Linked DNA regions of Homo sapiens: regions 1 and 3 are each linked to region 2. The links are chromatin contacts, found by Hi-C or POLR2A ChIA-PET in ENCODE. All regions are on one chromosome and are shown on one strand. Each heading gives the region's core, a stretch centred on a gene start or an enhancer-like site at or near the end of the contact. The rest is flanking DNA. Distances are from core to core; before and after follow the strand shown.

What was found. A loop is a pair of places that touch in the nucleus more often than their neighbours do. ChIA-PET counts read pairs that join two places held with the same protein, here RNA polymerase II (POLR2A). Pooled maps may share reads with other maps.
Region 1: a pooled map shows a loop between it and region 2 (2.5-fold over the local background). The contact joins the enhancer-like site here to the promoter of ARNT in region 2. A Hi-C loop is called at or near these places in 1 of 50 pooled maps. POLR2A ChIA-PET finds 5 or more read pairs at or near these places in 3 of 52 experiments (B cell, H1 and T-cell).
Region 3: a loop to region 2 is called in a pooled map, with 9 times the contacts of the local background. The contact joins the promoter of GABPB2 here to the promoter of ARNT in region 2. A Hi-C loop is called at or near these places in 4 of 37 single-sample maps with no recorded cell type and 12 of 50 pooled maps. POLR2A ChIA-PET finds 5 or more read pairs at or near these places in 2 of 52 experiments (H1 and activated B cell).

Annotation. Positions count from the first base shown.
Region 1 is chr1:151,021,915-151,026,248 of GRCh38, forward strand. PRUNE1 (prune exopolyphosphatase 1) reads left to right here. Exons shown (of 8, transcript NM_021222.3): 4 at 2,697-2,881; 5 at 3,601-3,759. It also overlaps the pseudogene RNU6-884P. Among named protein-coding and RNA genes, the nearest start is that of BNIPL, 13 kb to the right of the region's middle. Within about 2 kb of position 2,822, at least 10 of the 41 ENCODE cell types and tissues checked have a DNase peak (open chromatin) inside an H3K27ac peak, as active enhancers do.
Region 2 is chr1:150,874,941-150,879,368 of GRCh38, forward strand. It overlaps ARNT (aryl hydrocarbon receptor nuclear translocator), which reads right to left and starts at 1,659. Exons shown (of 22, transcript NM_001668.4): 1 at 1,603-1,659. The coding sequence starts at 1,627. It also overlaps a transcript of LOC107985204 not described here. RefSeq lists an enhancer at 1-224 and silencers at 1,285-1,714, 1,718-1,991.
Region 3 is chr1:151,068,270-151,073,266 of GRCh38, forward strand. It overlaps GABPB2 (GA binding protein transcription factor subunit beta 2), which reads left to right and starts at 2,492. Exons shown (of 9, transcript NM_144618.3): 1 at 2,492-2,665. It overlaps MLLT11 (MLLT11 transcription factor 7 cofactor), which reads left to right. Exons shown (of 2, transcript NM_006818.4): 2 at 1-1,275. RefSeq lists enhancers at 2,007-2,941, 2,365-2,574, 2,942-3,876 and silencers at 2,775-2,854, 2,885-3,044.

The sequences.
Region 1 (4,334 bases), core at 1,572-4,071, 150 kb after region 2:
ACCTCGGACTCCCAAAGTGCTGGGATTACAGGTATGAGCCACCGTGCCACCACCTTTTTTTTTTTTAAGAGATGGTGTCTCTCTCGCTCTGTCTCCTAGGCTAGAGTACAGCGGCATCATCATAACCTTGAGCTCCTGGGTTCAAGGAATCCTCCCGCCTCAGCCTCCTGTGTAAAAGCATCATTCCTGGCTAATTTTTTTTTTTTTTTTTTTGAAACTGAGTTTTGTTCTTGTTGCCCAGGCTGGAGTGCAATGGCACCATCTCGGCTCACTGCAGTGAGCCTCCCAGATTCAAGTGATTCTCCTGCCTCAACCTCCCAAGTAGCTGGGATTACAAGCATGCGCCACCACACCCAGCTAATTTTTTGTATTTTTAGTAGAGACGGGGTTTCACCATGTTGGCAAGGCTGGTCTCAAACTCCTGGCCTCAAGTGATCCGCCCGCCTCAGCCTCCCAAAGTGCTGGGATTACAGGCGTGAGCCACCACGCCCGGCCTGGCTAATTTTTTTTTTTTTTTTTTAAGAGACGTAGTCTCGCTCTGTCGCCCAGGCTGGAGTGCACTGGCGCGATCTCGGCTCACTGCAAGCTCCGCCTCCCGGGTTCACGCCATTCTCCTGCCTCAGCCTCCCGAGTAGCTGGGACTACAGGTGTGCCCGCCACCACACCTGGCTAATTTTTGTATTTTTAGTAGAGACAGGGTTTCACCGTGTTAGCCAGGATGGTCTCGATCTGACCTCGTGATCCGCCCGCCTTGGCCTCCCAAAGTGCTGCGATTACAGATGTGAGCCACCATGCCCAGCCTTTATTTTTTATTTTAAATATATATATTTTTTTTTTATGGAACAGTTCACAAATGTGCATGTCATCCTTGCTCAGCGGCCATGCTAATCTTCTCTGTGTCATTCCAATTTTAGCGCATGTGCTGCTGAAGTGAGCACTGATCTCAGTCTTGAAAGAGGACTAGGTGTTTGCTTGGTGAATTGGGAGGGAGGAGGGAAGGTGGTTAGGAAAGGCATTCCAGGCAGAGGGAGTAATTAATAGAATCAAATGCAGGCAGGCGTGAAATAGCATGGTGAGCTAGGGGAAATGGAATTTGTTTTGCACAGCTGGAGCATAAAATTTGAGGGAGAAGTAGGACATGGAAAAAGATGAGACAGAGGGGGCAGGCAGGAGGCAGATTATGGAGGCCTCATAGGCCCTTCTAAGGTGATTGGATTTTATTTTAGGCCGTGGGGAACTATTTTAAATTATATTCTGGGTCCTAAAAGAATCAGATTTTCTTTTTTCAAATGATCATTCAGGCCACTTTGTGAAGGACAGCCCAGGAGGGCTCTTGGTTGGAAGCAGGTGATTGGTTAAGAGACTACTGGAATAGTCCAGACGAGAGATATTGAGGGCCTAGAGTGGGGCAGTAACAGAGAGTTAGAAACTAGGGCATGGATAGGAATTAAGATAGAATTCACAGGACCTGGTGACCCACATGGAATCTAAGTATTGAGTGGGTTATAAAAATAGGAGAGATTTGCTGGGCGCGGTGGCTCATGCCTGTAATCCCAGCACTTTGGGAGGCCGAGGCGGGCGGATCACGAGGTCAGGAGTTCGAGACCAGCCTGGCCAATATGGTGAAACCCCGTCTCTACTAAAAATACAAAAATTAGCTGGGCCTGGTGGTGGGCGCCTGTACTCCCAGCTACTTAGGAGGCTGAGGCAGGAGAATTGCTTGAACCTGGGAGGCGGAGGTTGCAGTGAGCCAAGATTGCACCACTGCACTCCAGCCTGGGCGACACAGCGAGATTCCGTCTTAGAAAAAAAAAAAAAAAGGAGAAATTTAGATGTTGGGTATCAAGGGTGTCAAGGGTATAGGGTTGGAAAGGCAACGCTAAAGGACAGCAAATGTGGGGGTAAGATATTTGCAGCAGATGCTTCACAGAATTTGCTTATACACTATTTAAAGATGACTCCAATTATAACATTAAAGAAAAGAATTGCTGGGCGCGGTGGCTCACGCCTGTAATCCCAGCTCTTTGGGAGGCCAAGGCGGGCAGATCACGAGGTCAGGAGTTCGAGACCAGCCTGACCAACATGGTGAAACCCCATCTTTACTAAAAATACAAAAAAAAAAATTAGCCGGGTTTGGTGGCACGTGCCTTGTAATCCTGGTTACCCAGGAGGCTGAGGCAGGAGAATCACTTGAACCCGGGAGGTGGAGGTTGCAGGAGCCGAGATCGTGCCATTGCACTCCAACCTGGGCAACAGAGTGAGACTCCGTCTCAAAAAAAAAAAAAAAAAAGAATTGAGAGGAGTTAGGCAGAGGTAAAAGTAACCAAAGGTCAGTTTTAAATGCTTGCCTGGCAGATCACCTGAGGTCAGGAGTTTGAGACCAGACTGGCCAACATGGCGAAACCCCATCTCTACTAAAAATACAAAAAAATTAGCTGGGCATGTTGGCAGGCGCCTTTAATCCCAGCTACTCAGGAGGCTGAGGCAGGAGAATCGCTTGAACCCGAGATGCAAAGGTTGCAGTGAGCCAAGAACGCACCATTGCACTCTAGCCTGGGCGACAAGAGTGAAACTCCGTCTCAAAAAAAAAAAGACATCTGCATTTTCCTTGATGTGTGGGGTAGAGGTTGGCTAGAAGCAGCTGGAGTGTCCGTACCTATCTTTCTTCCTCTTTTCCCATACCCTCCCCTCCACAGAAGTGACACAGCCCTAGAGGAGGCAGTAGCAGAGGTGCTAGACCATCGACCCATCGAGCCGAAACACTGCCCTCCCTGCCATGTTTCAGTTGAGCTGGTGGGGTCCTGTGCTACCCTGGTGACCGAGAGAATCCTGCAGGGGGCACCAGAGATCTTGGACAGGCAAACTGCAGCCCTTCTGCATGGTAAGGGTGGCTTTTGGATTGGGACCTCAGTAGTTCTATTCCTGTCCCTGAGAAGGGAGGGTGGAAAAGTCTAGACGCTTCCAGCCTAACCATATGCTCTCAGAGCCATTCAGCTCATACCAAAAGATAGGATTCTTTCAGGGGACAATTGAGCATGTGTTTAAAGGCCTGTGGGATACTTGTTGGAGAAAGTAGAAAGGAAGTGCAGGGCAACAGACCAAGAAGCTTCCTATTGGCATCATTTTATGATGGAAGGAGGATTAGCTAAAGAAGCAGGAAACAGATTCCAATACCAATTCCTCCAGGAAATAGGTGACCTTGAGCAAATCTCTTAACCTTTCTTGTTCTCATTTTTCCACTTGTAAAAAAAAAGAGAGAGAGAGTGAGTTGGACTAGACTGTCTTTTCCAACTTAGAAGATTCTTTGATGGGATTTGGCCTACTGAAGAGGTGTATCTCTGTCTGACTAGGCTGTAAAATCTCCAAGGTTTGAGATGCTCAGGCTTTCTTTCTACCTTTTCCCCATTTCCCTTCCTACATTTTAGTTTGGATTTGGGAGGTCTGAGGACACTGTCCATCCCAGTTTCTCATTTTGCTTTCAGAGATTTTGCTATACAAATCTCCTTGTGTGTGTCCATTTGGTGTGAAGGTTATATATGTTCTGGTGGTTGTGTGTGAAGGGTCACAGGATTCAAGTTCCACCATCTCCCTTCTCCACAGGAACCATCATCCTGGACTGTGTCAACATGGACCTTAAAATTGGAAAGGCAACCCCAAAGGACAGCAAATATGTGGAGAAACTAGAGGCCCTTTTCCCAGACCTACCCAAGAGAAATGATATATTTGATTCCCTACAAAAGGCAAAGTTTGATGTATCAGGTATGAAATGTTAGCTGACTTTTCTGCCTCCCAGATAAGAAAACAGAAAGGCAAGCCTTGTTCATTATATTATTTTTTTTTTTTTGAGACAGAGTCTTGCTCTGCCACCCAGGCTAGAGTGCAGTGGCACAATCTTGGCACACTGCAACCTCGACCTCCTGGGTTCAAGCGATTCTCCTGCCTCAGCCTCCCGAGTAGCTGGGATTACAGGCGCCCACCACCACGCCCAGCTAATTTTGGTATTTTTAGTAAAGATCGGGTTTCACCATGTTGACCAGGCTGGTCTTGAACTCTGAAGCTCAGGTGATCTGCCCGCCTGGGCCTCCCAAAGTGCTGGGATTACAGGCATGAGCCACCGCGCCTGGCCAATTATTTAAATTTTATACCAGAAAGAAATGAAGTACCATATTAGCCTAAGCATGAAATAATCAGTCATTTACTGGATTGTTCTATCCTGGCTCTTGGTTAGGATGAGGAGGAATGTATTAAGAGCCTCAGAAGGGCCAGACGCAGTGGCTCACGCCTGTAATCCCAACACTTTGGGAGGCCGAGGTGGGCAGATCACCTGAGGTCAG
Region 2 (4,428 bases), core at 409-2,908:
GTTCAAAAAACAAAACAAAATAAAGCAACCCCACCCACACAGCTGGAAAAAAGCTTCTGACATATGAACTAAAACTTGTTTACCCAGGCCACTTCTTAATAAGAGAAATGCTTTGCAATTTAACTAGGGTTATATAAGTATTTTGCAATGTGTGATCAGTTAAAAATCTTGTTTATTTATTCCATAGTTCACAGATAGGTTATATTACTACAAGGTCAGGTTTGACATAACGGCATTTTTCCTGTTTTATAGTTTTATTCTATCACTCAGCACTTCCTGCAATGTAATTTTTGCGATTAATTTTACCTCCCTTTCCTTCAAAAAAAATTTAAAAGATTAAAAAAAAATGACGTGACAAATTAACCATTTCTTAAAATAGCTATTCCCAGAAACACGGTAGAAAAGAAATTTCAGTGATTCAACTGTCCTATCAAAATCTGGATATTGCAAAATCATACTGCCTTTCAGTAACATGAAAAAAAATCTAATTTAAATTTCAACGTGGGGATGGGGGTAATCACTCCTACTGTTTTATTTTCAAGAAATTCTCCGCCCCACGCAACACACACACATATCTCAAGGCCCTTTTTAAGGCTATCAAATATATTGGTTTTTGGAAAAGGATAGACTTTATTTGGCAAGAATAACCAAGGTCTCCAAGATAAACTAGACCCCTAAAATGAAATGCCTTCTAAAGAGGAATAACTGTAACATAGAGGAAAGAGGGCTGGGACTAGTAATTTGAAGATCTGATCTCTCTAGAACTGCACTACACCCTACTCCATCTCTTAGACAAAACAGACCAAACCTTTTTGATATTTGATTATTTTTTGAAATTGAGAAATGGTGTGGAATCAAACTTTTCTGAAAGAGTTTGGAAATTGCCTCGACGTAGGCCTAACAAGATTTAAACCTGGGGCTGTGGAACTAAAGACCTGTCCGGAACCATAACCATTACACAAACCCCTGCCCTCAGCAGGCAAAGACCTACAGGCCCTCTTAACACAAGATCTAAGTTTCAAAGTATAGTCCGGGGACGGAGACGGGGACGGGGGTTGCGGGTGGGAGGTAACAGCCTAAAGAAACGTCGTATATATCAAAGAATGTCCATTTTTTATTTTTTAAATTAAAATCTAAACCTTTAAATGTTTGGAAGCAACGCCTCAACTAAAGAGCAGTGTGGTCCAGGGTTTATGAATCCAAACTACTCTTAAAGTAAACCGAGACACTCTGCCTACAGTTTTCGGCATCAAGCGGCTCCAGCGGGCAGAGGGTTAAAAGAGGACCACATCACAGACCAGACGCCGACCGAGGAGTGAGGGCGGGCCAGCCCCGCACTGGCTGCCGCTCCAACGGAGGTCAGGACAGGGAGCCCCCCTCAACTCCCACCTGCCCCCTCGCTCCCTTGGGTATACTCGAGTCTACCCAAGTCCCCGGGATCGGGCCCCTCCCCAGGTCACCGCTCCCCCACCGTCTCTCGCGGCCCCCGCCCCGCCCCGGCGCCTTCAGCTCCAGCTGCGTCCCCTCAGCCCTGGGTCTCCTTAGTTGTCAGCCCCTTCGGCCCCTCCCCTTTAGAGGCGCCCCAGTCCTCCGTCTCCTCACCGGGGTTGGCAGTAGTCGCCGCCATGGCCGCAGATGCCACCGCCGCCGCGCCACCCCCCCCCCCAGTGGGAGGAGCCGCCGCCACCGAACCGGGAGGGAGGGGAAAAGAAAGGCCACTCCCCAGAAGCGGCGCCTGACCGCCGCCTCCGCTACCGCGGAATCCAAGATGGCGGCTTCAGCAGCCCCCAGCATCCCAGCCCCTGCGGCGGGGAGACCCCGCCTATATAGTAGGCGGAGTCAACACACGGCCAGCCTCCTAAGAAAAATTGACCAATGAAAATGCCAAATCGTCCAAGGGCAGGGCTACTCACTGCGCCAGCCAGTCCAGTGAAGGGAGGGCGAGGAAGAAGTCCAGCTGTCTCCCTAATCTCGCCCTCCTTGCGTAAGAGGTCAATGACCGAGTAACGTCATTGAAATGCAATTAAAATGGGTATTTTAGGCTGGGCGCGGTGGCTCGCGTCTGTAATCCCAGCACTTTGGGAGGCCGAGGCGGCCGGATCACCTGTGGCCAGGGGTTCGAAACCAGCCTGGCCAACATGGCGAAACCCCGTCTCTACTAAAAATACAAAATTAGCCGGGCGTGGTGGCGCATGCCTGTAATCCCAGCTTCTTGGGAGGCTGAGGCAGGAGAATCGCTTGAACCTGGGAGGCAGAGGTTGCAGTGAGCCGAGATAGCGCCACTGCACGCCAGTCTGGGCAACAAGAGCGAAACTCCGTCTCAAAAAAAAAAAAAAGGATATTTTACTAAAAACCTTCGCTTGGTGGTGGATTCGTCTGAGTGGTTGCCGTGCAGACAATGTATCTTGTAAATCCTCTTTAGGTGCTAAAGAGCACCTAAACATCACATGGTGATTTGTAATCCTTTCCAGTTTTTTTCCTCTTTTAAGGACTTTTGTCCCTGGTGAAAAAGTTAAATGACTAACTTTTGAATGCCTGCTATGGAACCGGTAGTCTAAAAGGATCCAGGTGTTAACGGTTTGGTATGGGAGATATTGCCAGCCAAAATTGGAGGCAATAGATGAAGAAAGTAATTTGAGAATGGGTAACTTCTTTGGTCAGTGACAGGGACAGAGTGAGGAGTTTTGTTTGTCTGTTTTTGAGACAGAGTCTCTCTCTGTCGCCCAGGCTGGAGTGCAGTGGCGCAATCTCGGCTCACTGCAACCTCCACCTCCCCGGTTCAAGCAATTCCCCTGCCTCAGTCTCCTGAGTAGCTGGGATTACAGGCGCACGCCACACGCCTGGCTAATGTTTTTTGTATTTTTAGTAGAGATGGAGTTTCACGACGTTGGCCAGGCTGGTCTCGAACTCCTGACATCAGGCAATCTGCCCGCCTCGGTCTCACAAACTGTTGGGATTACAGGCGTGAGCCACCACACCTGGCCAGTGAGGAGTTTTTAATAGGGAATCAATAAGATGATGGCTGTGCAGATTTATTTTCTTTTTTCTTTATTTTTTTCTGAGACGGAGTCTTGCTCCATCACCCAGGCTGGAGTGCAGTGGTGCGATCTTGGCTCACTGCAACCTCTCCCTCCCGGGTTCAAGCAGTTATCCTGCCTCAGCCTCCTGAGTAGCTGGGATTACAGGCGCGCACCACCACGCCCGGCTAATTTTTGTTTCCTGGTAATAGGAAGCATTGAGCTATTCGAGGTAGGCACTGTCCAAAATGCTTTATATGTATTTACTCATTTAATCCTCACAACAACGATGAGGTAGGTTCTACTGCTATTTCCATTTTGCAATTAAGGAAACAGAAACAAAGAGGGTAAGCAAGGGACATCCAGCAGGTAAGTAATGTGGGAGGCAAACTAAAGGAGTCTGACACTGGAAACCTGTTCCACCCATCCCCCTATTTTAGCACTACAATTTTAGCACTACAAAGTACTTCCATTTTCATGTATCGCTCACAAAATGTTTAATACAAATTTAATTAAAATTTTAACAAAAATCCCATTATGCTATTGAACAGCTTTGCATTCTTAGAAGTTGTATATGTACTGCGCAGATTACATTGATCCACTTATTTAGTTTACTGCAAAGGTATTTTAACATAATTTACATATTATTGTTTACATCTGTTAAAATTTCATTTTTCTTTCATTTTGTTGTTATATTTATAAGTCACCAAAAAGAAAAAAATCATCCACCCAAAAGAAATACATTGGCTGGGCTGGGCGGGGTGGCTGTAATCCCAGCACTTTGGGAGGCCAAGGAGGGCGGATCACAAAGTCAGGTGTTCGAGACCAGCCTGGCCAACATGGTGAAACCCCATCTTTACTAAAAATACAAAAATTAGCCGGGCATGGTGCCGCGTGCCTGTAATCCCAGCTACTCCGGTGGCTGAGGCAGGAGAATCGCTTGAACCTGGGAGGCAGAGGTTGCAGTGAACCGAGGTGCCCCTGCACTCCAGCCTGGGCGACAGAGCAAGACTCCATCTCAAAAAAAAAAAAAAAAAAATGCTGTAGCTTCTTTACCAAGTAAAATGGATTTTTCCAGAATAAATGCAAAATGTTTTCCTGTATGATGTGGATACATTTTGTGGTTAAAAGAGATCAAGTTACATTTCTGTAGAAAAAAATTGGTAGAAATCATTTTGTTATAGAGCTGCTTACACAACTAGCTACAAAGTTAATAACATATTCTGTTTGGAGACAGTGCAACAAAGCTGGCTGGGTGCAGTGGCTCACGCCTGTAATTCCAGCACTTTGGGAGGTCAAGGCAGGAGGATCATCTGAGATCAGAAGTTCAAGACCAGCCTGGCCAATATGGTGAAACCCCATCTCTACTAAAAATACAAAAATGAGCTGGGCGTGTTGGCACACGCCTGTA
Region 3 (4,997 bases), core at 1,242-3,741, 190 kb after region 2:
AGGTTTCAATTCAATCTTCTGAACGGCATAAGTCCTATTTTAGCCTTACCTCCTGCATTTGCAATACGTAATACTGATCAGTGGGCACAGTTCTTCAGCTACATTGAGACCCTGAAATGAACAATTATATTCTGACTCGACATCTTGTCCCCAATCCTTCCAAAAATATTGATGGTGATTTGTGCTACCATTTACTCGTTTATTTAATAAAGACATTCAATCCCAGGACTGGAGTCTAATTTTCTCTCTTCACAAGAAAAGCCACAGAAATCTGAGAAATTAGCCTTGCTTTCACACTTAGCTTATACATCTTTTTTTTCTTTTTTATTTTTGAGACAGGGTCCCACTCTGTCACCCAGGCTGGAGTGCAGTGGCGGGGATCACCGCTCACTGCAACCTCCACCCACCAGGGTCAAGGGATCCTCCCACCTCAGGCTCCCAGGTAGCTGGGATTACAGGCGCCTGCCACCAGGCCTGGTTAATTTTTGTATTTTTCATAGAGACGGGGTTTCACCATGTTGGCCAGGCTGGTCTCTAACTCCTGACCTCAGGTGATCTGCCCGCCTTAGCCTCTCAAAGTGCTGAGATTACAGGCGTGAGCCACTGAGCCCGGCCTCATTTTATCTTTCTATAATAATATTCAACTTAGAGGAAGAATGATTTGAGTAGCATTTAGACATTAGATGGTGAACTTCGCATTGAACAGATAATGAAAGGGCAAAATCAACTTAAAATTAGAAAAGTAGTTAGGGAGACAGGTACAACCACTCTTCTGCTTGCCCACTGACTACCAACATTATATTTCAGGTAATAATTCTCCTAGGTGCCTAAGAAGATAAACGAATTCACTCAAATATGTTATCTGCTTAACTTCTGGTTTTTGTGTGCCTGCTATAGGAAAGCACTGAGCCAAACAGAATGTAAACGGGAATGAGACAAGACTCCAACTCTCAAAAGAGAAACTGTAAATACCAATATGGATAGGACAGAATTGGGCAGTGTACTATAAATAAGGATGACACTATACCCTAAATAAGGATGATCTAGAGAAGTCCCCAGGTGGGAGAAAAAAAGACAAATCCTCCCTCTAGGCCATGAAAAGCCCACATCTAAAGACGGTCCCAGTCTAACGAAGAATGGGGCCAGGAAGGATAAGTAGTGCGTCCTTTTCTATTTTTACTGAGTTTTGAAGGGCCCCTTCAGAGTCCTTCAGCCATGGCAATTGGTGGGTGGAGACAGGGATCAACTGTTTGGTAAATAAAGTGACTAAATGGATTTGCAAACTCATGCTCCATCCTCTTGCAGGCCTCCAAAAAGAAATGACTCAGGCCGGGCGCGGTGGCTCACGCCTGTAATCCCAGCACTTCGGGAGGCCGAGGCGGGCCAATCACTTGAGGTCAGGAGTTCGAGACCAGCCTGGCCAACATGGTAAAATAAAACCCCATCTCTACTAAAAATACAAAAATTAGCCCAGCGTGGTGGCGGACGCCTGTAATCCCAGCTGCTGGGGAGGCTGAGGCAGGACAATCACTTGAACCCGGGAGGCAGAGGTTGCAGCGAACCGAGGTCACGCCACTGCACTTCAGCCTGGGCGACGGACGAAGCGAGACTCCGTCTCAAAAAAAAAAGGCCGCGCGCGGTGGGTCACGCCTGTAATCCCAGCACTTTGGGAGGCCGAGGCGGGTGGATCACGATGTCAGGAGATCGAGACCATCCTAGCTAACACGGTGAAACCCCGTCTCCACTAAAAATACAAAAAAATCTCCGGGCGTGGTGGCGGGCGCCTGCAGTCCCAGCTACTCCGGAGGCTGAGGCAGGAGAATGGCGTGAGCCCGGGAGACGGAGCATGCAGCGAGCCGAGATCGAGCCACTGCACTCCAGCCTGGGCGACAGAGCGAGACTCCGTCTCAAAAAAAAAAAAGAAAGAAAGAAAAGAAATGACTCAGTTATTTGTTTCACTGTTCTCACTGACAGCTTGGCTCTGGGGTCCTTACATTCGGCCTGTAACTGGAAAAATGTGTCCATCAGGCACCAGAACCCAATGCACAAAGCCAGGAACGTCCCAAACAGCTGCAGCCGAGGTTGGGATAAGGAAACGAGGCTTTCCTGTCAAACTAAACCTGGCCGCCCCGGACCCCGAAGAAGCAGCCAAGAGTTAAGACGCAATCTGCATGACTGACGCACGCTCCGAGTCTCCCTCAGCAGTTCGCCAGGTTCTTGGCGCCAACACCAGACCTAGGATCCGTCCCCTGCTGGAACTATTCAGACGCGCAAGATACGTAACCAGCAGTCCTCCGCCCCGTTAAATAGTCCTGCCTAGCATGCCTCGGTGACGCACTTTTCCACCTCAGAAGTGCCTCAGCAGAAAGGCGATGAACCTCGGGGGTGCATCATCTTTCTGTTAGAATGGGAGCATGAGTTTTCTGATCATTTTCCCTTCACAGATTCCTCCGCCAGAAATCTTACTCGCGGCGCCTTCATTTCCGGGTCCGCCATTTTGTTGCCTCTGTTTCTCCACGAGGGGGGGTTAAAGGCCCCCAAAACATGCACACATGAAAAGGGCAAAAAGTAACCGTCCTTGACAGGGAGTCTTAACTAGAGAAGGAAACGGGACTAAACTGGCGGGCTCCGTGGAAGCGTGGCCGGCAGCGTCCCGGACGAGGAGGTGAGGAGGAAAGAAGAGATGTGTGGACTCCGGGGGGCGTCAGGGCTGGAAAGGAAAGTGCCGTGAGAAGTCACACCGCTTCCCAGCCCAGCCTCGGACTTCTGGGTGCAGACCTCGCGGCTCCCCGTCACTGAAGCGGGGGCAGCGGCGGGAGGGGGACGGGGAGGAAGGGGATGCTGTCGGGAGGAAGGGGAGGGGACTGGAAGGAGGTGAAGAAGGGGGTGGGTGTAAGACCTGGGGCTGGGGAGCTGGACCAAGGGAAGCCCAGGCCGCGGAGGTGACCACTAGGGGGCGGCGCGGAGCCGGGGCCGAGGCCTGTCGCCGAGGCTGAGTTTGGCCCCCTGCCCCAAATTGGTTCCCATCTTTCAGACAGACATTGGTGTGAGGAACTGTAGGGTTTATGATAGAGAGGGAAACGGCGACTCTCATTATCTGACCCAAATAATGACCTGAAAGATTACTAGTGAACTCGGTAATCTGAATGAGAGCAGTACGGGCCCCGCCTCTGCTTTTTTGCTCTTTTTTTTTTTTTTTTCAAAACTGAGTCTTGCTCTGTCACCCAGGCTGGAGTGCAGTGGCGCGATTTCGGCTCACTGCAACCTGCAGCTCACTGCAACCTCCGCTTCCCGGGTTCAAGCGATTCTCCTGCCTCAGCCTCCCGAGTAGCTGGGATTACAGGCGTGCGCCACCATGCATGGCTAATTTTTGTATATTTTTAATAGAGACGGGGTTTCACCATGTTAGCCAGGCTGGTCTCGAACTCCTGACCTTAGGGGATCCCCCCGCCTTGGCCTTCCAAAGTGCTGGGATTGCAGGCGTGAGCCACGGCTCCCGGCCTCGCCTCTGCTTCTTTCACAGTTGTTTGTACAGCTGGCCGCCCAGTGGGGACTTGAGCAATACTAAAAGAACCATAGATTCTTCCATTGCAATTCTTTCCGTTGGCTGTCTCCTGTTTTCACATACTTCCTTGAGCCAGAGGTCATCCCATTCCTCTCCCTTTTCCCAAAAGGGCTTTCTCTCTAGGGGGTCCCCCCCAACCCAACGTCTTTGGAAAAGGACAGTCTATGGCTTACTATCAACGATGTAACAAAATTTTGGCCATCCAAGACCATATTTTCATCTAATCACTTGGTCCACCCAATCCAGTAGAGATGTTCTTAGGCATGTATTTTCACACGTGCTTTGATGACAATAAAGAGAAAACTGCCCCATCCAGATTCTTAAATAAACAAAAGTAATTACTCTAATTATCTTGGATAATAGAGTACTTTGTTGTCAAGAGCTCAAGCACTTCATGAATTATTAAAACACACACTTATTGAAAGGTTTTGGCCGGGCGCAGTGGCTCACGCCTGTAATCCCAGCATTTTGGGAAGCTGAGGTGGGAGGATCCCTTGAGCCCTGGAGTTCTAGACCAGCCTGGGCGAAATAGGGAGACCCCTGTCGGTACAGAGAAAAAAAAATTATTTTTAATCAGCTGGGCGTGGTAGTGCCCACTGGTGGTCCCAGCTACTCGGGAAACTGAGGTGGGAGGATCGCTTGAGGTCGAGGCTGCAGTGAGCCGTGATTGCACCACTGCACTCCAGCCTGGACCACAGAGTGAGGCCCTGTCTCTTTAAAAAACAAACAGGCCGGGCGTGGTGGCTCTGGCCTGTAATCCCAGCACTTTGGGAGGCCGAGGTGGGTGGATCACCTGAGGTCAGGAGTTCGACACCAGCCTGGCTAACATGGTGAAACCCCATTTCTACTAAAAATACAAAAAATTAGCCGGGCGTGGTGGCACACACCTGTAATCCCAGCTACCCAGGAGGCTGAGGCAGGAGAATGGCTTGAACCCAGCAGGCAGAGGTTGCAGTGAGACAAGATCGCGCCATTGTACTCCAGCTTGGGCAACAGGAGCAAAACTCCATCACAAACAAACAAACAAACAAACATACTTTATCCAGTCCCCTATTGATATATATTTAGGTTCTTTTCAATCTTTTTATTTCTTTTTATTTTTAGTTTTACTTTTAGAGACAGGGTCTTGCTCAGTACTTTATCCCATCCCCTATTGACATATATTTAGGTTCTTTTCCATCTTTTTTTATTTTTTTGTTTTTAGAGACAGCGTGTTGCTCAGTCACCCAGGCTGGAGTGCAGTGATCATAGCTCATCGCATCCTTGAACTCCTGGGCTTAAGCTATCCTCCCGCCTTAGCCTCCTGAATAGCTAGGACCACAGGTATGGGCCACCACACCCTGCTAATTTTTTTATTTTTGTATTTTTGTAGAGACAGAGTCCCTCTGTGTTGTCCCGGCTGGGATCAAATTCCTGGCTTCAACTGATCCTC